Linked DNA regions of Homo sapiens: all the other regions are linked to region 3. Evidence: chromatin loops called from intact Hi-C (ENCODE). Cell type or tissue: heart right ventricle. All regions are shown on one strand. Region 1 overlaps PKNOX2 (PBX/knotted 1 homeobox 2). Region 2 overlaps CCDC15 (coiled-coil domain containing 15). Region 3 overlaps PKNOX2 (PBX/knotted 1 homeobox 2).

Evidence for each region. A loop is a pair of places that touch in the nucleus more often than their neighbours do. Peaks named below come from ENCODE experiments on the same cell type or tissue, not always from the same donor. Only the 100,000 strongest peaks of a DNase experiment are listed, where the experiment ranks them.
Region 1: a loop joins it to region 3, with 3 times the contacts of the local background. A loop is called at or near these places in 37 of 110 quality-filtered maps.
Region 2: a loop joins it to region 3, with 4 times the contacts of the local background. A loop is called at or near these places in 57 of 110 quality-filtered maps.

The regions. Positions count from the first base shown.
Region 1 is chr11:125,400,925-125,408,924 of GRCh38, forward strand. The region is part of intron 7 of PKNOX2 (PBX/knotted 1 homeobox 2); the gene reads left to right. Among named protein-coding and RNA genes, the nearest start is that of FEZ1, 91 kb to the right of the region's middle. RefSeq lists an enhancer at 7,830-8,000. In heart right ventricle, a CTCF peak has its summit at 4,135 (motif pointing left); a DNase peak (open chromatin) is centred at 4,107; H3K4me3 peaks cover 323 bases.
Region 2 is chr11:124,959,111-124,967,110 of GRCh38, forward strand. CCDC15 (coiled-coil domain containing 15) reads left to right here. Exons shown (of 16, transcript NM_025004.3): 3 at 5-154; 4 at 705-893. Among named protein-coding and RNA genes, the nearest start is that of CCDC15, 8.9 kb to the left of the region's middle. In heart right ventricle, a CTCF peak has its summit at 3,067 (motif pointing right); no DNase peak of the experiment used is centred here.
Region 3 is chr11:125,342,107-125,350,106 of GRCh38, forward strand. All of the region lies in intron 3 of PKNOX2 (PBX/knotted 1 homeobox 2), which reads left to right. Among named protein-coding and RNA genes, the nearest start is that of PKNOX2-AS1, 79 kb to the left of the region's middle. RefSeq lists an enhancer at 7,319-7,861. In heart right ventricle, CTCF peaks have their summits at 3,829 (motif pointing left), 4,028 and 6,835 (motif pointing left); DNase peaks (open chromatin) are centred at 3,855 and 6,861; H3K27ac peaks cover 4,680 bases.

The sequences.
Region 1 (8,000 bases), 59 kb after region 3:
GCCTGCTGATAGTCTCTTGAAATAGACTCATCCCTTCAGAGTCCTAGTGTACTCTCCCTGTGACCCCAGCAGTGGCTACCACAAGGTCTTGTGCAAGAAAGATGGCCGGGAAGTATTTATTGAAAGAAATAATGGAATGAGAGAAAGAAAGTTGGGTGGGGGGCAGGGGCAAGGGGAAGCCAAAGGAGGAAAGGAGAAATAGGAAGAAAAATAAAGGGAAAGAAAGCCAAATATGCAGGGTCAACATTCAGGAGGGAAGCAGAGACAGGCTGAAGAATTGGAGGAAAAGAGCAAGAGAGAGAGACAGGGAGGCACACAAACCCAGGAAAAGGGAGACGATACTGAGAACGACGGGGCAGAAGGACAGACGGAGAGAGGAACGGCAGCAAGAGTGACAGCAAGTGAAAGGACAATGCATGTGGCTCAGTGCGCAGCCAGGGTACGAGGAGGCGGGAAAGTCAGGAGGATGTGCTATGTGCTGCTCCTGTTGTATTACTCAAACTTGCCCCTGCATTTTCTCTGACTGCCACTGCCTGCTTTGCTCAGGCTTCAGGGGTAAATACGGTAATTACACATAGGCTATGGCAGGAGCTTCCTAACCTGCTCTCCTGCCTTCTCTGGCCATCCCTCGGCCCACTTGCACACTCACACGTCTCTTAAGCCTTCCCAGGACAGGCCCCTGTCATTATTGCACTAAGGTAGGGGCCGGGCTTGCATGGGCTCTCCCAGGAAGGAGAGGCCCAGGGCTGCTAAGAATCGGGGACCGAGACTTTCAGTGCAGGAGGCAGGTCTTGGGTTCAAGACACAGGAGCCTGTATGAGAGAGAGAAAAGGAGCTTGTGAGTGTGTGTGTGTGTGTGTGTGTGTATGTGTGTGCACACGCGGGCACATGCATTCGTCATGGTTCACCCTTAATCCCCCCGGCCTGAAATAGCCTGAGCACCAGCCTGGCCTGGGGAGGGGTGTCTCCCCTCTGGAACATGATCCTCTGGATCAACATTCCAGCCGCCTGCCAGCTTTGTTGCAAACTGCTGGCTCATGGTTTTCCCTGTGTGCTAATCATCCAGCCTTGTGTTGCAAAGCGGGAGACATTTTTGTTTTCAACTTGGTATCCCCACTCCCAGATGCTATGCCGTGTCCTCCATCCAGATCGATGGGTTGAGCGTTTTCCTGCTCGGCCTTCGATTTCTCTGTGTGAGTCTTCTCTGCTGGGCAAAGTGGAGATGGGAAGTAAGGGAGACTGTTCTACCAAGCAGGGGACTAAAGCAGACTTTCAAAGACCTGGGCCACAGCTAGATTTTCCCCCTCCCTAGGAACCCATCCTGTGCTGCAGGCACCCAATGACACCCAGGCTTCCTACTCCTCAGAGCCCAGGCTTCTTGTGGGGGCAGGATCCTCTGTAAGGAGACTGGTTCTAGACCCTACTCTGGGTTCTCCTGTCCTTCCTAGAGGGCGCAAATGGAACCATTCCACTAGAGAGACACCTCACTCAAGTATTAGTTTGACCTGAAATTCATCCTTTTTTCTCTGTGGAGATTTAAGCCTCAGCTCTATTCCAGGCAAATTGGATTGAATCATGGTTCTCATTCAATTGCCAAGCGTTTGGGGGGCACTCACTGTATGTTCTGTGCTAGGTCCTGTGAGAACAGACACAAGCCATTGTCCAAGAGGAGCTCCCAGTCTCAGGGAGAGAGAGCCATGAGTCACAATGAGGATCTAGATAAATCATGTCAGCCGTGAAATGCTCAGGGTCAAGAGTACAGAGGAAAGGAGCAGCCAAAGAGATGGGGAGAGGAGCTGCAGGCAGGGATTCTGGATTGGGTGATCCACATGTGTGGCTTGAGGTTGCCCCAGTCTCAACTCAGCATCCTTCATCCTTCCTCAGAGGGGGACCAAGTCCCAGACCCAGCCCTCACACCTTCATGGCCAGTTTGTTCCTGCTCCACAATAGGATAAACAAACCTCAGTACAGAGTGGAGAGGACAACAGGAGGATTTTGCCCATTGTGATTGGAGAAGTTACAGATTCATTGGCCTTGGGAGGGCTTCCTCTGGGAGGTGGCATTTCAGGCAGGCTTGGTGAGAGTTGGTAGCCTATTTGGCAACCTTTATAAAGGTGAGTGTTTCCAATGTAGCAAGAAGTCTGAAAGAAGGCGAGAAACAGAGAGAGCCAATCAGAATCCCTAGAGAGGAGATGGGGTGAAGGGGGCTCATTCATTCACGCATCCTGCATCCATTCAGGCACCTCTGGAGCCTACTGAGTTCTGGGGATATAAAAAATGGATGCGACACAGTCCCAGGTCTCCAAGTGTAATGATGGAGTACCTTGAAGCCAAATGTGTGGGAGTTCTGTTTTGGGGCTAATAGTGGTGGCCGACTGCTAAAGACTTTAAAGGTAGTGGAGAATGTAGGCAACAGGGTCAGGGCTGGAGACACGCTGGAGACAAATCAATTGAGCAGCCACATCTTGTATTGGTCCAAGAAGAGCTGGCAGAAGGAGGGGAGACGGTGAACATTTATTGAGCTCCCCTCTGTCTCAAACATGGTGTGTACTAGGTGCTTTCCACAGATTATCTAATTTACTCTTCATGACAGGCTGCAAGGTACACATGATTTTCTCCATTTTACATCCAAGAAAAGAGAAGCTGAGAGAAGTGAAGACCCTGGCTCAAAGTCACACACCTAGCAAGTGCTGGAGTCCGGGATGGGCTACTCCAGAGCCCATGTTCTTCTTGCTACATGGGGATATGTTTTTGTGACACATGGGGAGAAGAATCAGGGGTCCTGGGACCTGGGTGGAGAGTGATGACCCTACCTAGCTATTGGTCAGTGGGGTAGGGACTACAGAGGAAGAAGCCAATTGCTACGAAGCAAGAATTTGGATTTGCTAGTAGACTGGAAGTAGGGAAATGAGAGGTACAAAGTTGAGGACATTCTGAGATGCTAGGCCCAGCTGCCAGATGCGACTCTGCAGCTCTGCGCCTCCCCAGCAGAATAGGAAGGGGGCTAATCAATGCATCCCCACCTGAGAAGGGTGGCACTTGCCTATTGACCTCTAAGGAATTTTGGATTTTCCAGATTGGCAGGGGGCGGAAGGGGTAGGGGGCCATCACCTCAGCCAGGACCCTAGAGGTTCTGCCCAGTGGCTAAGCATCCTGAGGACAGGACCAGGGAGAAGACTGGATGGGGCTGGGGTAGGGGGCAATCTACCCTGGAAAGATCACTACTTAGATGGACAGGGGGCATCCCTAGACTGAAGTGGAATAAAATGAGCCACACTGCCTGTCACAGGCATTAAAGCTGTCTCTTCTGCCGGTTCCTCACCCCCAGCCCTGCAGCCGTGGAGCCCAGAGACCAGAGGGTGGCCTTTGCCGCCAGGCTAGTGAAACCTGAGCGCTTCTCCCGCCTGAGAAGGAATGTTCCTTAAGAGCAGCAGCTGCTGCTTGTCCCCACAGGCCAGAACTGCCTTTCCCTTGAGACCAAGGCCCCCAACAGGAGTGGAACAAGAACAGGATTAGGTGGCTTGTTTACATGTGCTTGGCTTTCCCGAGTTTGGGAATCTGGCTTTTCTTGGTCTAAGACAGGGCCCTGGCTCTGCCAGAACGGAGGGATGCTGCCGGGAAGGGGTGTCTGGGGACAGGGACAACCTCTCCACCCTCCTAAGGCACATTTGCGCGGGCACACACACAAACACACACATCACACACACACAAACACACACACACCACCACACACAGGAATACACCCACAGCCTTAGGCCAAAGTCAGACCACACATGTATCTCGCATGTACCATGCACTTAACATTGCGCTAAGCAGTTTCGGGGAATTCAGAGAAAGACCCCTCTTTCCCTCAAAAAGCCTGCCACCAAGCTAGGGAAAGACGACGCCTGCATTAGAGAGAACCATTCTGTTGTGTCCAGTATGTAAGGCAGATGGGAGGCTTTGAAGAGTCCAGAGGACGGGCCGCGGCTGTGCCCTGGAGAGGTCAGGACAAGCTTTCCAGCAGAAAGGAGACATTCAGAACCGACCCCCACCCGCCCCGAGCCCAGGCAGGGGAGCCGCCAGCACGCGCCTTCTGGGAGGCTTTGGTGAGTGTGGTCTGAGCCGGTGGATCAGCAGAGACCTCTAGTGGCCGGGGGGAGGATGGCAGGTGGCTGGGGCTGGCTCCGCACTGCACCCCACTCCGGCCACCGACTCACCGTCACCCACCCTCCCACACAATCCTTAGGAAATGGCATGGGCTCTTTTACAGTCCTCAGCTGGAAGGATCTTTGCCAGGCCATCCCGTTCATTCCCCTGTTTCACAGGCATCCAAGTAAGATAAAAATTCCACCTATTTCAAAACAGCTTAAACAGAAACTTTTCTGTCATTTATCTCCTTCACTCCTTCATGTCTTTGTCCCATTCTGGTTTCTTCCAGGAATTCCTTCCTTGAGTGGAAATGAAGTCTTCCTTGAGTTTCCCAGGGCAGTTCAAGCCCTTTCCCTATTAAAAATGAAGCACGGTGGCTCACAGGGACAGACAGCTCTTCCTGGGCTGACGTGAGACCGCTGTGCATTCATGTGGGCCCCTGCACCCCCCACTTCCAAAAGTCATTCCACAGCTTCTCATCGTTTCTTAGTAAGGCCTTCCTTTGGAACAAGTCATCTTTCTGCTGTTCCAAATGCAATTTGGAGTAAAACTCCCCTGGGGACCACTGAGGTCTGTGAAGAATGAGTGGCAGTCGCAGTTCCAGGGTGTTGCAGCTGGCCCAGAGGATGGTGCTCGGGAGGCACCAGTTCTCTGCCATTCCAAACCCAAAGCCCTGCCTTGCTCTGCCCCTCCTGAGAGGCTCCTGCTTCTGAGTCTCAATCAACAGCACACAAGGAACAGGAGTGGGGCCGCTTCCAGGGGTGCCCATGGAGCCCGGCGTGTTGGTTTTCATCTGATTCCCAGGCCTCAGGCAGTTTCCAGAGGCTTGGGGACACCACGGCTGTCTTCCTAGTGGAACAAAACGAACAGAATTCTTGGGCTGGATAACCAGCTGTCATCCCCAGGTTCCTGGATAATTCCAGCAGGGATGTGAGGCTCTGGGTGCTGAAAAAAGTAACTAGAACCGTACCAAACACTCTTCTCACTTCCATCTGGGTGCTAAGGAGCCTAGAGGGGAGCAACTCTGTGTCTAGACACAGTGGCATCTACCTGGGTTTGGAGTCTGATAAGCCCTGAGGGGAAGCTGTCAAAAAGCTAATAATACTGTGTGCTTAGCCAACATGTGCTCCCCACGGGGTTTCCACCGCTGCTCTGGAAGTTCCTTCCTCAGAAAAGAGAGTCAGACCCTCCTTGTCTCCATTCCACGGCTCTAGAGACTAAGCCTGGACTGGAAATCGCAGCCAAGTGGAGTTGTGGGGCTAGTCAGAGACGATGCTTAGGATCCTGGGACTCGACCATTGCCCAGGAACATCTCAGACAGGGAGACATGTAGCCAGGTTTGCACAACTCTGCCTGCGTGCGCAACCCCAGCTGAACCCCTTCCATTGCTACGTAAAGAACTCAAGTGGCTTGAAGGCTTCTAGGACAGGTTTTTAAATCCCAACTGTACGACTCCCTAGTTGAGTGACCTTAGCCAAGGGAAGTGGGAAATAAATTATTGGATGGCTAAATGTGCCAGGCACTGTGCTTGCATTGGAGCCTGTCTGACCCCGAAGCACATATCCTCTCTCTGTGAGCACTCGTCCTACACTCAGAGCCAGAGGCCTTAGGCTGGAGGCACAGTTATTTGACTCTGGGAAGTCACTTCCATCCTCTCTGGACCTCAATCTCTCTTCAGGCAAATAGGACAGTCCTGCTGACCCCATGGGGTGATGGTGACATTAAAATGGAACAGCGTGGTGAAAGCTCTCTCATACTCAGCGTGTACGATCTTTGGGACCATCACAAGGAAGTTTTTAGAAATATAGATTGCTAGATGATGGGTGAGGGTCTTGACCCAGTGGCCCTGAGAATCTATGTCTAAAAAAAAAAAAAAAAAAAAAAAAAAAAAGCACACTCAAGGCAGGTTTGTGAAGCAGCTCATGTTTACAGATGTAAGGGATGAATATCATTTCCCCAGACCTCCGGGATGCCAAAATTTTGCTTCCTCTTCCCTGCCCCACCTAAAACGTTGCCAGTCCCAGCCCTGCCCTTGGACTCTATCTCTGAAGGTTTTTATTTTATTCCTTCACTGATAGAATCTGGCTGCCTCTCAGCACCTTCCAGCCAAAGACCCAGGGAAGGGAGAGAAGGGTAGGAAAGAGAAGGCTCTGATCCAATGCATAAATTGCCCTTAGTTACCCAAATTGGGTAAATTGGCATGGAGGGTATCCAAGCCACAAGGTGGAGAAGCAGCCAGGGTCTGAGTAAGCAGACGAAGCATCCAGGTGGTGGCTCACCCTCTGCCTTTGGCTAGGAAACAATGTGTGTTGGTTGAATCCCAAGGGACACATCTTGTATTTATTTTACTGACTTTGCTTGTATTTTTCTAACCTTGTTGGGTACTTTTTTGGGGGTGAAGAAAGTCTAGGACAACCTTTTATGTTTGAAATTCTCAAATATCCCTACCAGAAGAGGCACAGGCTAGCATGGATGATTCCAAACAAGGGATTGAGAAGTCACTTCCACTGGTTTTAAGGTGAATGGCATGGAGGTACCCACTCCCCCATTAAATTTACCTTCAAGCCTGGTGTGGTGGCTCACGCCTGTAATCCCATGACTCAGGAGGCTCAGGTGGGAGGATTACATGACCCCAGAAGTTTGAGACAAGCCTGGGCAACAGAGCAAGACTCTCTACCCTGTCTCAAAAAACAAACAAAAAAAAAAGTAAATTTACCTTCCGAGTTTGCTTCAGCTTCAAATATAATATCAGCACGGTTTACACACCATGAGAATGGTAGGCTGGGATGTTGGAACAAGGAGAACTCAAACTCAGAGCAGTCTCATCGCTGAAAACTCAGGCGTTGAGGGTCCCGGTGTCACATGCACTGTATACATAAGGAGATGAGGCCCACAGAAGGGTGGTGACGAGATTGCCTTTCCTCCAGTGCCCACGCTGCTTCTGGACTTCTGAGTTTTAGTTGTTTTTATCTGTTCACCTTGCCTGCAATGATGATTGGTTGACCTGCAGGATTCAAGGAGCATTTGCAGCCCAGAACCGGTGTAGGGGGCATTTGTGGGTGAAGGAGATCTGTGTTCTAGTCCTCTGGCTGCTAACGGGCTGTGTGGCCTTGGGAAGTCCCAGGCATCTCTAAACCTCAGTGCCTTATTTGTACTTCAGGGAGGGGAAATGTGTGGCTTCCAGGGGCTCTTCCAGTTTCTAGGCTTCTGCATGGCAGACTCCATTTTAGACTGCGACTGCAGGAACAGAAAGGCCAAGAGCTCTGCTCAAAGTATAAGCTTCACGGGCTAGGCGGCTCCCACGGGGCCCCAGGAAGGGGAAGCCAAGGCAAGAGCTGCCCCCTCTGTTCCCCAAGGTCACAGCAGCAGAGGTGAGCTCAGAATAGAAGCAAGGCCTCCATCGCCCCACCCACCCGGAGGAGCCACACCAGGAGGCCCGTGCGGCAGGTGGGTGGGAGGAGGGCGTGCTTGGCTCCTCTCCTCCTGGCGCTGCTTATTTATAGGAAATACTCCTCCAGCTCTTGGGCCAGAGACAACCCAGGAGAGTAAAAAAAGGCAGCTCTGGAGGAGACGCCAAGGGGGATTTAATCAGCTGAATCGAGTGAGATGTATAAATCAGTGCCGACTTCCACTTCCTGACAGGCTCTGCCAGGTTCTGTGTTGTCAGGGTCTGGGAGGAGATTCGCCATGGCTGTCCCCCGGGCTGTAACACTTTCCCTTCGTTGCTACAGGTAGGCAGTCACTGGCTCGAGGTTTCCTCCAAACACAGATTTCCGGGCTCAAAACCCTAGACTTGCCCTGGAGGCTGAAGACCCAAGCTTCTTCAAGTCCTAAAACAAAAACCGGGAAGCTGGGGCCTTCTTTTTTGC
Region 2 (8,000 bases), 380 kb before region 3:
AAAGACATCAGCATATTTAATTGAAGAAGAACTAAAGGAACAGCTAAGAAAAAAACAAGAAGCTTTGAAACATTTTCAGAAACAAGTTAAATACCGAGTAAATCAACAAATTAGGTTGAGAAAAAAGCAACAGCTTCAGAAGTCTTATGAAAGAGTAAGTTCAAAAGTGAGCCTGAGTAAAGATTGAATGGAAAATATGTGTGTTATGAGATAAGCTATTAGGCAGTAACAGAATTGCTTTCCTTTGATTACATGCCTAATATAATCTAATTAACTAGTGAAGACAGTAAATTTTTTTTGTAGAGAAACCATGTTTTATTCCTGTGTTCTGACTCAATTTTTTGCTTTTACCAAGTAGTTAAAAGCAATGTCAGAATTTTGGGTTCAGACTTGAGTTTGAATTTTGGCTTTGCTACTTCTAGCTATTGACTTTTGGCTAATTACTTAACTTCACTGATTGTAGTTTCTTCATCCATAAAATAAGGATATGATACTTCTCTCATAGGATTGTGTGAGAGTTAGATGAGATAACCTAAATTATTAGCACATGGGAGGTGCCTGGTAAATGTTAGTTTCTCTGCCAGCTAAAGCCTCTCCCCTGCCCCCCACCCCAATTTAAAATCTTCTGAACTGCTTTAGAGGCATTATTTGATTGCTCTGGATTGGGGTAGAATGTTACTATCCCCCTTTCTTCTTTCGTGTAGGCACAAAAAGAAGGCTCCATAGCCATGCAGTCTTCAGCAACACACTTAACTTCCAAAAGGACAAGTGTTTTTCCAAACAATTTGAATGTTGCTATTGGAAGTTCTAGGTTACCTCCTTCCCTGATGCCTGGGGATGGAATAGAGGATGAAGAGAATCAGAACGAATTATTCCAACAACAAGCCCAGGCTGTAAGTACCTGTTCTTTTTATTTTATGTCTATGATATTTTCCCTATCCCCTAAACTATAAATATGACATCTAGGGTATGAGGTAGGGATTAAGAGTTATCACACTCAGCTTCACTTTTGATAATCATCCCCCTTTTTTTTTTTTTTTAGCTTTGTAAAGTGGGGAATAGTGGGATAATGCTTTTTAAAAATTTTAAATTTAAATTCATTTGTGTTTGGTAAGATACTCTAAAATTATCTAAAGAAAAGTGCCGCGGAGCCTGCAGTGAGCCGAGATTGCGCCACTGCACTCCAGCCTGGGCGACAGCGAGACTCCGTCTCAAAAAAAAAAAAAAAAAAAAAAAAAAAAAAGAAAAGTGCCAAAGTGCTAGAATTCAAAACCTATTAGAAAGCACTTTAGGTCAAGAACATGGATTTTCCAAGTTATATTGAAATTATATTCTAGGCAAGCTACTATTAGTTTGTAATTTACAGAGAGAAATAATTCTTACCTTCGTTGCAAAGAAGTTCAGTATACATAGGTGGCATTTCATTTATTATTTATCTTTGTCTCATTTTTCTTATTTTTGTTTTTTAATCTGATTATCACAATAAATGAATCTATAGTTGTAGGTTAAAGAATAATACATAGTAAATTCGTAACATATCCAGAGTTTTTGGAAAAATGTAATTTTTATTTAATGACTCATTTTATATACCTAATATTTAAAAATTAACCACTGTGAGTAGATTTCATCCATTCACATTGCTTGACTCTGTCCATTTAGCCCCCACCTTAGTATACCTGAGCTTTTGTCCAGTTGATACAGTCTTCAACTCTGCTTCAGTAATTGTTCTTCATCTTATTTAAAATGTATTACTAGAAATAATGAGAGGAAGAGAGAAAATATGGAAAATTATGAGTATGTGAAAATAAAAGCTGTATTACTGCTTAACATACTTGGTCAAAATTTAATTGTGCTATTAGTATAAATAGGAAAAGTTTAGAAGCACACATTATCATGTTGAACTACTATTAAAATTTTTTTCTTTGTCCACAACTATTTGACTCTTTCTTGTCATTGTTCAGTTTGTAATAATCATTTTTATTTGTTTAGCAAATATTTATTGAGCCAGGCACTGCATAAAGTACAAGGAATAGAACATTGACTTAAGACAGACACAGTCCTTGCTTTCGTGGTGCTTGTAGCTGTTAGTCCCACTGTAGTGAGGATTTTACTTCATCTGTTTAATACAAAAATAGAACTCATCAGTCAGCAGTATTTGCCTATGCTGTTTGTTATGGATTGTAGCGATACTAAGGAAATGTAAAATAGGACCTTCCATGGGTTTATATTTTCAGGTAGAAATACAAAACTAATAGACCACTCATTGTATCAGATAATAATATAGAGAGATTTTCTGTGTTTTGCAATAAAGTTGTGCTATGGGAGTTCAGAAATTTTTAAGGAAACAGTAGGGGAAGAATTCATGGGAGAGATAGACTTGAACTACACATTTTGTATTGGTAAATTCAAGAGAATTTGTTTTTCTTAGAGACGGAGTCTCACTCTGTTGCCCATGCTGTAGTGCAGTGGTGCAGTCCTGGCTCACTGCAACCTCCTCCTCCTGAGTTCAAGAGAATCTCCTGATTCTCCTGCCTCAGCCTCCTGAGTAGCTGGGGTAGGTGCCTGCCACCATGACTGGCTAATTTTTGTATTTTTAGTAGAGATGGGGTTTCACCATGTTGGCCAGGCTGGTATCAAATTCCTGAGCTCAAGGGATCCGCCTGCCTTGGCCTCCCAAAGTGCTGGGATTACAGGTGTGAGCCACCACACCTGGCCGAGATAATTTTTTCTTAAAAACCACCCAAACAAAAAAAAAGCCTAGAATCTCCAATGAGCCAGGTGTATTTGGGAATAAGTAATGGAACCTTTCTAATTGGTAGTTTATAATGGAGAATAACCAAAAATGGGGTTGGATAAGGAGGAGGAAATCAGGTTATGAAAAACCTTAAATGTCACAAGATTTTTTAAAGTTTTTATAATACCCCCACACTTTTTTTTTTAAAAGGACATGAACTACTGAAGAATGCTCAGTGACTTAACTATTTTGAGCCTGTAAACTTTGTCCATATGACTCCATGACAATAGATGCTTTCTGATCTTACCACTTCTGTTGCAGTTTTTATCCACTAGATGTCACCGTGAAACTAGACAATGAGACAGTTCAGGCACGAACTCCCTTAGTTTATCTAGAACTGGTTGGGTAAATGGTACACATAATTCACTTTCTGAATGTTAGTACACGTCTCAGTTTTCTCGTGTTGGTGTTATAGAAACATGTGATCTTGGAGTTGGAAGAGTTTCAAACATTCATCTGACATGTTGAAACATTTATACATGAAAGTATTTGATGTCTGGAATATACTTAAATAATAAAAGAATGAGGTAAAGTAGGGAGTTACGGATGAAGCAAGATTGGCTAGGAGTTGATAGTGCTAAAGTGAGGTATCCATATCTGTCCATGGTGGTTCATTATAGTGTTCTGATTACTTCTGTATATGTTTGAAGTTTTCCATAGGTTTGAATTTATTTATATTTTTAATTAAATGTTAAAAAAGAATATTATCTGGTCCTATCTTTCTCTGTCCAAGGAATTCAGTTCTTTTTTTTTTTTTATTATACTTTAAATTCTAGGGTGCATGTGCACAACGTGCAGGTTTGTTACATATGTATACATGTGCCATGTTGGTGTGCTGCATCCATTAACTTGTCATTTACATGAGGTATTTCTCCTAATGCTATCCCTCCCCGCTTCCCACCATGCCACGACAGGCCCTGGTGTGTGATGTTCCCAACCCTGTGTCCAAGTGTTCTCATTGTTCAATTCCGACCTATGAGTGAGAACATGCGGTGTTTGGTTTTCTGTCCTTGAGATAGTTTGCTTAGAATTATGGTTTCCAGCTTCATCCATGTCCCTACAAAGGACATGAACTCATCCTTTTTTATGGCTGCATAGTATTTCATGGTGTATATGTGCCACATTTTCTTAATCCAGTCTATCACTGATGGACATTTGGGTTGGTTCCAAGCCTTTGCTATTGTGAATAGTGCTGCAATAAACACATGTGTCTTTATAGTAGCATGATTTATAATCCTTTGGGTATATACCAAGTAATGAGATGGCTGGGTCAAATGGTATTTCTAGTTCTAGATCCTTGAGGAATCGCCACACTGTCTTCCACAATGGTTGAACTAATTTACAGTCCCACCAACAGTGTAAAAGTGTTCCTATTTCTCCACATCCTCTCCAGCACCTGTTGTTTCCTGACTTTTTAATGATTGCCATTCTAACTGGTGTGAGATGGTATCTCATTGTGGTTTTGATTTACATTTCTCTGATGGCCAGTGATGATGAGCATTTTTTCATGTGTCTGTTGGCTGCATAAGTGTCTTCTTTTGAGAAGTGTCTGTTCATATCCTTTGCCCACTTTTTGATGGGATTGTTTGATTTTTTCTTGTAAATTTGTGTAAGTTCTTTGTAGATTCTGGATATTACCCCTTTGTCAAATGTGTAGATTGCAAAAATTTTTTCCCATTCTGTAGGTTGCCTGTTCACTCTGATGGTAGTTTCTTTTGCTGTGCAGAAGCTCTTTAGTTTAATTAGATCCCATTTGTCAATTTTGGCTTCTGTTGCCATTGCTTTTGGTGTTTTAGTCATGAAGTCCTTGCCCATGCCTGTGTCCTGAATGGTATTGCCTAGGTTTTCATCTAGAGTTTTTATGGTTTTAGGTCTAACATTTAAGTCTTTAATCCATCTTGAATTAACTTTTGTATAAGGTGTAAGGAAGGGATCCAGTTTCAGCTTTCTACATATGGCTAGCCAGTTTTCCCAGCACCATTTATTAATAGGGAATCCTTTCCCCATTTCTTGCTTTTGTCAGATTTGTCAAAGATCAGATGGTTGTAGATGTGTGGTGTTATTTCTGAGGCCTCTGTTCTGTTCCATTTGTCTATATATCTGTTTTGGTACCAGTACCATGCTGTTTTGGTTACTGTAACCTTGTAATATAGTTTGAAGTCAGGTAGCGTGATGCCTCCAACTTTGTTCTTTTTGTTTAGGATTGTCGTGGCAATGCGGGCTCTTTTTTGGTTCCATATGAACTTTAAAGTAGTTTTTTCCAGTTCTGTGAAGAAAGTCAGTGGTAGCTTGATGGGGATAGCACTGAATCTATAAATTACCTTGGGCAGTATGGCCATTTTCACGATATTGATTCTTCCTGTCCATGAGCATGGAATGTTCTTCCATTTGTTTGTGTCCTCTTTTATTTAGTTGAGCAGTGGTTTGTAGTTCTCCTTGAAGAGGTCCTTCACATCCCTTCATGTAAGTTGGATTCCTAGGTATTTTATTCTCTTTGAAGCAGTTGTGAATGGGAGTTCACTCATGATTTGGCTGTTTGTCTGTTATTGGTGTGTCGGAATACTTGTGATTTTTGCACATTGATTTTGTATCCTGAGACTTTGCTGAAGTTGCTTATGAGCTTAGGAGATTTTGGGCTGAGTCGATGGGGTTTTCTAAATATACAATCATGTCATCTGCAAACAGGGACAATTTGACTTCCTCTTTTCTTAATTGAATACCCTTTATGTCTTTCTCTTGCCTGATTCCCCTGGTCAGAACTTCTAACACTGTGTTGAGTAGGAGTGGTGAGAGAGGGCATCGCTGTCTTGTGCCAGTTTTCAAAGGGAATGCTTCCAGTTTTTGCCCATTCAGTATGATATTGGCTGTAGGTTTGTCATAAATAGCTCTTATTATTTTGAGATATGCCCCATCAATACCTAGTTTATTGAGAGTTTTTAGCATGAAGGGCTGTTGAATTTTGTCAAAGGCCTTTTCTGCATCTATTGAGATAATCATGTGGTTTTTGTCTTTGGTTCTGTTTATGTGATGGCGTACGTTTATTGATTTGCATTTGTTGAACCAGCCTTGCATCCCAGGGATGAAGCCAACTTGATCTTGGTGGATAAGCTTTTTGATGTGCTGCTGGATTCAGTTTGCCAGTATTTTATTGAAGATTTTTGCATCGATGTTCATCAGGGATATTGGTCTAAAATTCTCTTTTTTTGTTGTGTCTCTGCCAGGCTTTGGTATCAGGATGATGCTGGCCTCATAAAATGAGTTAGGGAGGATTCCCTCTTTTTCTATTGATTGGAATAGTTTCAGAAGGAATGGTACCAGCTCCTCTTTGTACCTTTGGTAGAATTTGGCTGTGAATCCATCTGGTCTTGGACTTTTTTTGGTTGGTAGGCTATTAATTATTGCCTCAATTTCAGAGCCTGTTATTGGTCTGTGCAAGGATTCAACTTCTTCCTGGTTTAGTCTTGGGAGGGTGTATGTGTGGAGGAATTTATCCATTTCTTCTAGATTTTCTAGTTTATTTACGTAGAGGTGTTTGTAGTATTCTCTGATGGTAGTTTGCATTTCTGTGGGATTGGTGGTGATATCCCCTTTATCATTTTTTATTGTGTCTATTTGATTCTTCTCTCTTTTCTTCTTTATTAATCTTGCTAGCGGTCTATCAATTTTGTTGATCTTTTCAAAAAACCAGCTCCTGGATTCATTGATTCTTTGAAGGGTTTTTGTGTCTCTATCTCCTTCAGTTCTACTCTGATCTTAGTTATTTCTTGCCTTCTGCTAGCTTTTGAATTTGTTTTCTCTTGCTTCTCTAGTTCTTTTAATTGTGATGTTAGGGTGACGATTTTAGATCTTTCCTGCTTTTTCTTGTGGGCATTTAGTGCTATAAATTTCCCTCTACACACTGCTTTAAATGTGTCCGAGAGATTCTGGTATGTTGTGTCTCTGTTCTCATTGGTTTCAAAGAATATCTTTATTTCTGCCTTCATTTTGTTATTTACCCAGTAGTCATTCAGGAGCAGGTTGTCCAGTTTCCATGTAGTTGTGTGGTTTTGAGTGAGTTTCTTAATCCTGAGTTCTAATTTGATTGCACTGTCATCTGAGAGACAGTCTGTTGTGATTTCTGTTCTTTTACATTTGCTGAGGAGTGCTTTACTTCCAACTATATGGTCAATTTTGGAATAAGTGCGATGTGGTGCTGAGAAGAATGTATATTCTGTTGATTTGGGGTGGAGAGTTCTGTAGGTGTCTATTAGGTCCACTTGTTGCAGAGCTGAGTTCAAGTCCTGTATATCCTTGTTAACCTTCTCTCTCGTTGATCTGTCTAATATTGACAGTGGGGTGTTAAAGTCTCCCATTATTATTGTGTGGGAGTCTAAGTCTCTTTGTAGGTCTCTAAGGAATTGCTTTATGAATCTGGGTGCTCCTGTATTGGGTGTATATACATTTAGGATAGTTAGCTCTTCTTGTTGAATTGATCCTTTTACCGTTATGTAATGGCCTTGTCTCTTGATCTTTATTGGTTTAAAGTCTGTTTTATCAGAGACTAGGATTGCAACCCCTGCTTTTTTTTTTTGTTTGTTTTCCATTTGCTTGGTAGATCTTCCTCCATCCCTTTATTTTGAGGCTATATGTGCCTCTGCACGTGTGATGGGTCTCCTGAATATAGCACACTGATGGTCTTGACTCTTTATTCAATTTGCCAGTCTGTGTCTTTTAATTGGGGCATTTAGCCCATTTACATTTAAGGTTAATATTGTTATGTGTGAATTTGGTCCTGTCATTATAATGTTAGCTGGTTATTTTTCCCATTAGTTGATGCAGTTTCTTCCTAGCATCGATGGTCTTTACAATTTGGCATGTTTTTGCAGTGGCTGGTACTGGTTGTTCCTTTCCATGTTTAGTGCTTCCTTCAGGAGCTCTTGTAAGGCAGGCCTGGTGGGGAGAAAATCTCTCAGCATTTGCTTCTCTGTAAAGGATTTTATTTCTTCACTTTTGAAGCTTAGTTTGGCTGGATATGAAATTCCGGGTTGAAAATTCTTTTCTATAAGAATGTTGAATATTGGCCCCCACTCTCTTCTGGCTTGTAGAGTTTCTGCCGAGAGATCCGCTGTTAGTCTGATGGGCTTCCCTTTGTGGGTAACCCGACCTTCTCTGGCTGACCTTAACATTTTTTCCTTCATTTCAACCTTGGTGAATCTGACAATTATGT
Region 3 (8,000 bases):
CTTTTCAATGATAAATTGAATGCACAGAGCCACTTGCTTCCACAACTCTGACTCTTGACTTTTTTTTTTTTTTCCTAAAGGCAAGTTTTAAAATTTGGAACAAGGTATCATCTAGCCAGAGGACACAGTACAGTCCTCAGAGAGAAAAGGGGCCTGGCTGACCCTTTTAGCTCCGCTGGCTCCAGGAGAATCTGAGGTTGCACCAGAGGTGGAATGCGTAGGCTTCAGGGTCCCTCGCCTCCATGCCCTCCTTCCCCCACCAGCCCCTGCTCCGGCCACCCTACTCACACCTTACATGGTCCCCATGCCTGCTTTCCTCCTCCCCCCAGCTCCCAGTGAGCGTCAGGGCCCTCCTGACTGCCTCAGAGAAGAGAGACTTATGAAAGGGTGGGAGCCCGAGAGGGCTGCCGGAGGTGGCTCTGCGCTTTTCCACCTGGGATCCCAGCGCTGGAGCTGTTTGTCTGTCTCTGTTGAGTTGTGGGTCTCAGGGGCCCGGCCTGTGTTGTTTTCTCAGCTCAGTGCCTGAGCGGCTGCTGTCAGCTCTTGACAAATAATAATAAACCTGGGAATCAGGTTTGTCGAGGGGGACTTCAGTCCCAGGTTCATTTTCAGATCTGTTTCTCTGTGAGTGTGTGCAGACGAGAGAGCACATGATAGTGTCTCTGGGGGAGGGGCGGGCCGGGGCTCCCAGGTGCCCTGACACTCCACCCTAGCCACCACCGTGGAGGAGCTGGAGGGCTCTCCACTGTCCCGATCCCTGGAGCTGCTTGCATGTTGAAAAAAAAAAGGAAAATAATTGAATAAAAGGCCTCAAGCTCTCTTCTTTCCCTGGGCCTCCCCACCTCTCCCACTCTTGTTGTTTGGCTAGAGATGGAGGGGCTGGAGAGGAAAACAAAAGGGCAGAATCCGCTCTCTAGGTTAGAAGGTTCCAAGGGGGCCACAGGCTGGGGGAGGGAGTTGGCTCAGAGCACCCCAGGGCAGCAGCTGTGGCCTCCCTCCTGCCTCCATTCCTGGGGGTGAACAATAGGGGGAGGGGCTCCTGGAATGGGAGAGGTACCCTAAGTTGAACATCACTGGCAAAAGCGGGACCCAGGTGTGGTGAGTGTGAGTTTTGGGGACACAATAGTCATGGCCTCTGGGGCAGAGCAGCACCCACTTTCCAGCAGACAGGACCCACCGCAGGTCACTGCAGCCATCCCCCTGCCTCCAGGTAGGAAAAAGCGCACACCACTTCCGTGAGCAGAATGCAAGGGCTGTGCTCCCCCTTCCAGCCAGCATGCTTTTTTTTTTCTGTTTTTTGTTTTATTTTGTTTAAAGGAACCAAAGGGGGAAAAATTGCCAAGTTGTAAAGTGCTTAAAGAGGAGATGAGAATCTTCATCAAAATGCTAAAAGCTGGAGGGGAGAGTAATGTGAGAACTCTTGCCTGCTATTTATGGGATTGATTCTCAGATCAAGAAGAAGCAAGCAGTTGGATGAAAGGAATTATTGTTAAGCTCCTCGGTAGGAAGATCTAATGGACAATTGCCGCTATCAGGGGGAATTAAATTGCTGTTTCAGTTTGTAAAATATATCAGCAGCTTTTTGAAGCCAGAAAAGGTGTGACAGCGAGGCAGGGAGGGCGGTGGGGCTCCAGCACTCTTGTTCCCGGTGTGGAGAGGCGGGAGCAAGACCACGAAGAGGGCGCGGGAGCAGGGCGGGTGTTGCTCGTCTGACTCTCCTGCTCCGTGTTGTGAAGCCCAGTTAAAAAAAATAGCTGAACTGGGGACTCAAGGAGGAGAGACTGCAGGCCTGGAACTCTGGCTTCTGTGTGAGTCAGAGCGGCATGGCTGTCAGCAAAGGGCAGGACGGTGGGGCTCCTCTCTGGGAAACCTGGTCGGGCTGGAGTTCAAGGAAGGCAAGTCCTGTCCATGGAGGAGGGAGCGGCTGAGGAGGGTGATGGACCCAGTGCTGGGGCCTGTCCCCAGACACTGCTTTATCATGCTGCTTGTGTGCCCACTAATCCTCCCCATAGTGAACCATGGACACAGAGGGACCCGGCACCCTCTCCTCCAGGGTGGGTCTCTAATGTAAGCTTCTGCTCATCTCTAGGCTGGGGTCAGTGAGTGCATAAGTGATCTGTTGGCCCGACCACAGTGAGGACATATTGTTACTCCAAATAAAGAACAAACAGTAAAATGGTCTTGGGAGTGGAGACGGGAGAGGAGGTTTAGGCCCTCGGAAGTAGGGCCACAGGCCATTAGGGGGAGGCCACGCTCCTTGGGATGGAAATTGGGGGTTGGATGGGAAGGGTCTCTGGGTTTTCTGGTCTCACAGAAGGCTCTTACCATTTCCAAAGCATTCACTCCATGTGGCATTTAAGGGCTGAAGGAGGATTGAGGGAGAGAGATCTGCACATCTCTTAGGGAGTCAGAAGCAGGCAGTCCTAGCCAAAGCTCATGCTGGCTTCTGCTCTGTCCCCACTCTGTTCCCTGGACACCAGCATCGTGATATTAGGGCATGACCTGGCACCACCTCCCAAGTTGGCTTCCCAGAAGGGCAGCAAATGACAATTAGTATGGAGAGCTATGGGTGGCCAAAGCGTCTGCTTGTCTTGGTTGTCATCTTTGCCTCCCCACTGAGTATTCCAAGGAGGACCCGGAGGGGCAGTAGGGAAGCAGGTGTTCTGGCTGTGACATTCTGCAAGGACTTGGGCTCTGTGCTGGGTGCGGTGTGCCCTGGGACCTGGGTCATTGTGGAGTCGCGGCTTATTTTTGACCTCTTAGCTGGCCTTCAGGACACAGAGTGAACAAGGATGTGAGACCTGAGTGCAAATCCCACTCAGTTCCTCTGCACCTGTCCCTCCTTCAGTAACATAGATATGTACAAACTCCCTCCCTGGCTCCCAGGCCCCACTCCAAGCCTGACCTCAGCAGACTGGAGGATCTCCATTTCCCCCCATCAGCCTAGGATCAGAAAGACAGGCAGAGAGCAGCACCCACTCAGCCCCACATTCCTGCTGCCTGAATCCTCAGGGTCCCCAGCTTCCTTTCAGCACCCACAGTCCCTGGGGTGAAGAGGCAGGCGAGGGTGTTTGCTGTGCTGTAAGGTGGGGCGGGCTCTGGGGAGCTTGCCCCTCTTCCCAAATTCCTTAGTCCTCCCCTCCAGGAGCATCCACTTCTCCCTCTTTTTGAAACATTTCAACACAACAACTGATTTGGAGGTGACAAACCCCTGCTCACATGGTCAAGCCTCCCAGCCCATGGTGCATCCTCTCTCTCCATTCTGTCCTCCTCTGCCACCACAAATTGACCTCACCCTTGTCACTGCTCAGTTCTCGGTGCCAACCCCATCCACCAAGCCTCAGGGACCACCAAGCTCTGGCAGACACCCCGCCTCCAGCTTGTCACTTCTAGCCCTTACTGGGTTTTGCAGAGAGACCTGGTGCATGTGTGTGTTTCTATGTGTGTGTGCTCGCGTGCACCCACACGCCTTTGCTTCTTTAGATAAATCCACAGAGTCACATGAAATCAGTGACAGGTTGACACCGTTATTTCAAGATTCATCGCTATGAGTTGCCAGCAGAGCAGACCTAGCCAACTCCGTTCTACCAGCAACACTTTTTTTTTCCAGGCATAATTTATAGCACTGGGGTGAATTTGTTTCCAAAAGATGAATATCACACTATCAGCAACAGCTGCCTCTCATTTTTATTTGTTTTTAAATTTGACTCAAAGTCCAATTCTCCATACACATCCCAAGCTGCAAATCCTAAGGCGACTGATTACATGATTTAGTAAACAGGTTATATTATATAATGCAATTAAAGCGGGCCCTGCGACGCCACCTACAGGCCACTTCTGGGAAGGGAGCTGGGCCAGAGAAGATCATTTTGGACGCGGCGTTGGGGCTGAGGGAAAAAGAGACGGATTGCGCCAGGGTTGAGGAGGCTGCCCCAGAGGGAGATGTTGAAGCCAGCCAGGTTACTAATGCAGCTTTTCGGTCCCTCCTGCTGAGTTCACTGTGTTATTTCAGCCTCCTGCAAATCTGTCTAGACGTCAGAACCCAGGCCTGGGCAGCTGCTCAGAGGGGACGGCTTGGGGGTGGGGGTGGAGGGGTAACCTGGGGGCGTCTGGGCTGAAGGGATTGACAGCTCCTGGCTCGCTGACCTCAGGGGCCTCCTTCCCACTCTCCAACTAGATGGGAGGAAGAGAAGTCCGGTGCTGGCTGGCCTTTAGAAAGAAGCTACAATCCAACCCTTTCCGTTCCATTCAACAAGCATGTGTGCAGTGCAAATCCTGGGCAAAGGCTTCCCGAATGTTCTGGGGAAATCCCTTCATTCTGCAGTCCGAGAGGGAAAGTGACTTGTACAGATTACAGAATAAGTGGTAGATTCTACTGGATGTGGAATCCAGAATTTTTTTTACCCCAAGGCCAGGCTTAGATCATGGGAACTGAGAACTGAGGGGTGGCCCTGTGAATTCCCTCATCCAATCCCAAAGTTTACAGATGGGGAAATTGAGACCCAGACAGAGGATGTGACTTCCACAGCCCCTACCTGTCTCAAGGGAAGGAAAATCATGAACATGCTGCTTGTATGTGTCGGAGGACAGACAAGAAGCATTCCTAGCGGCCCTCATGACTGCCTCTTAGCTGCTATGGAAGGAAGGAAGGAAGGGAGGAAGGAGGGAGGGAAGAAGGGACAGGAAGGGAGGAAGGAAAGGAGGATGGAAGGGGGGAAGGAAGGGAGGAAGGAGGGGAGGAGGTCAGGGGCCAGAAGACAGGCAGACCCAGGGCCACCGTCCCCTCTATCCCTCTCTCTGAACTCCAGCACTCTTCAGATGAACGGGGCTCTGGGCCTGAAGGCTTCTAGCTTCTCCAAAGAGTTCTTCTAAGAGGGTAACATCACTGCAAAGCAATTCCTGGAGAGAAGGGACTCACTTCCCCGGGGCTGAGAAAGACACTTGACCAGAGGGAGTGGGCGGAATGGCGTGAAGGAAGAAAACAGGACTGTCAGAGTCCAGGAGGGTGGGAGTGTCCCCTCACCCTTGTCCTTGTGCCAGCCATGGGCCCCGTCTCCAGTTTGGGGCAGGTGGGTGGGACAGTGAGGGGCCAAGCGAGCTGGCCCTACTTTCCCTATCCCCCATCAATTTGTCTCAGCTAGGGTCAGGGGCCAGGAACAAATGCTGTCAGGCCAGCTGGCCAGAGAGTTCCCAATTAGACTTTGTGTCTCATCCTTAAGGCCCTGAGCCCCCAACCCCGGCACACTGGCCCAATTACTGCCTGGCAGCATTAACCCCTTTGTGCCCCAGGCCATTAATGGAATGTTAATTGGTCTAATGGGTTTCATGTCAACAAGTCCTAATGAGCTCCTTCCTAATGAGCTTGGTATTTTTTTTCTGAGCCTGTTTGTCAGCACACTGGATTTGGGGCTCCAGACTGCCGACCTGGTGGTGCAGGGCTGTGGGGAGCATGGGTTGAGGAGGCTGAGGGAGGTGGGTGCCCAGGACTGCCCATCCCATTTCCTAAAGGGGTGTGCTTTTATGACTTTGCATCCACTGATCCTGCCTCGGTGGCTCCTGGGCTCTCTAAAATGACATTTTAGTTTCTTCTGATGATATCAGAGACACAAATGATTTCTTCTTGGATGTCATTGTGGGGTCAAGTGTTGCAATAGAATTTTTCCCTCCTAGATGTCATATCATAAAGGTTTTCAGCACTGAACAAAACAAAACAAAACAAATCAAAAAGCAACCTTTCCCTGTGAGCCTGTTCGCGATGGGAAATCTCTCCATGGGAGATGCTCCTCATCTGTCCTCCACTTGCAGTCTTGACTGTGCCCCCTTGAATGCCCAGGTGTCTGGTGACAGAGCACTGGGGCCTCTGGACAGGGCCAAGCAGCCTCTCAGAATCCGTGACAAAAGCTCTGAAGCCCGGGGCTAGGTTTGCAGGGGCTCAGGCCTGCTGCTCCCCTCCCTCTCCCAAAGAAAATGCAAAAAGGGCAGGCTTCCCCCAAAGGGCCAGGACCCCCGCTGTGGCTCAAAGAGTTCCCCCACACCCCACTGCAAAGTCCCAGCCAAGTCACAGATAAGGCGAGTCAGATCCCCAAATTCCTCTCCAGGATGGTTGCACGTGGCCCCTCAGGAACCGGGGAAGTGCACGTGTGGGTGGAGAGGTGTGAGGAAAAGAGCCAGCTTCCGGACACGGGTGCAGGGTCTCCAGCAGCTGAGCTCCCGGAGTGTCAAGTTGCCGGAGGCTTCTGTGCCTGAGCAAGCAGAGAAGGAAACTTAAGCCTCTAATGAAAAGGCCTCCTGTTCTCTTGCAGGAGAAGCCCCCAGAGGGTAATGGGGCAGTGGCCTAGTGGCCTGTGGTGACCCCAAGGAGGGGGAGGGGCCAGGGCCATCTGGGTCCTCAGAATATTGTTCCTGTGTCTTCTTTCGACGCGGGTCTGGCCCTGCTCCGCAGCCTGGTGGGCTCAGGACTGAACAGTCTCCTCTCAGCCTCATGGGCGGTTGTCTCTGGGCACAGGCTACTCTTAACCTCCCCTCCTTAACCCCACACAGGGCAGCCCTCCTGCTGCTACAAATATTTCTGGGGACAGCGCCTCTAAAATGACCCTGCCTTCCATTCACTGGACAGTGAACAAAAGAATGTGAATGAAAGGCGCCTCTCTGTAGCCTATGCCCTCCTCGTTGAGCTTCCTTTGTTTTGCCTTCATTATGACCTTCTAATCCATGGAATGAGGTTACCAAAAGACCCAAGCCCGAGGTTAAAGAGAACTAGTTGCCCCTAAGAGGGGGAGAAAGCCCTCCTTCCTGAGGCGGCTCCCACCCTGACTCTGCCCCCAGGCTCCCTCTTCTGGAGGCTGCAGGCACTACAGTGCTATGGCCCTTCACTTTTTTCCTGGCGGACGAGCATCTGTGATCGATGCTCCCGGGAAGAGATTCCACCATCCTGGCCCTTGGGCCCTATCCAAAGTTGCCTTCTCTGCCAGAGTTCCAGGGAAGGCTATGTTTAATAGGCCCCTGAAACATTCCTATTTCCTTTATTTTGTCAGGGTCCAAAAAAGAGAAATTCCACCCACTTTAATATCTCAAAAGTCTTAATTCTGGAAGTTCCTTCTGATGTCTCAAAAAGTCTATATCTTACCCCACCCCCACCTTTTTCCCTCTGCAATCCTCACTCTGCTCTTGGCTCTCTGGGATGCTGACCACCACCCAGACAAAGATCCAGCTGTGAACAGAGGCCTTGGTTCCCCTGCCTGAAGAGAGAGGCTCCCCCAAAGCCCCCTCCTGCGTCCCTTTGCAAAAGGAAATTGGATCTTAGGGACCAGCGGTGTGTGAGATGGGCGAGGCCCTGCATGCTGTTGTGAAGATATCCTGGTAGTCCGTCTTCTGAAGGAGGCCAGGCGGGGGCGAGTGACAGGCGGTGAGGCCGACGGAACCGGCCTGAAGTCGGCATTTTTAGCACCGGGGGAGCCATCCCTCCCTGTGCATTCTCCACCCACCTCCACCTCATTTTCTTCCTTCCTTTAGGACCATGACCTCCCTCTCCTAGCCATGCCTCATTCATCTGTCCCACCACACTCCCCACACTGTTCTCTGCACAGAGTTGGTGGTTGGTAGACATCTATTGAGTGAAACAGGCCTTTCCAGTGCTTTTTGCAGAAGGTCAAAGCGTACTTGGTATCTTGGAGACTCAGGTCAGGTCAGAGTAGATCTTACTTCCACTTCCTGAAAAAGAACCAAAAGAATCACACACACACACACACACACACACACACACACACACACAGCCCTGGAGGCCAGCCCCTTTAGATGACAGCAGCTCCAAAGCACTCTCAAATTCCCACAGAATTCAGGTCTGTGAACATTTTGGAAGACCCTGGGAAGGGCCAGGCTGGAAGAGGATGAAGCCCTAGGTGCCTCAGGGAGAGGGGACGGAGGGTGTGAGTGCTGTGCTCACAAAGGTTTCTACACCAACAGTGCCCTCCACCCAGGAGAAGAACACGTCCTGCACTCCA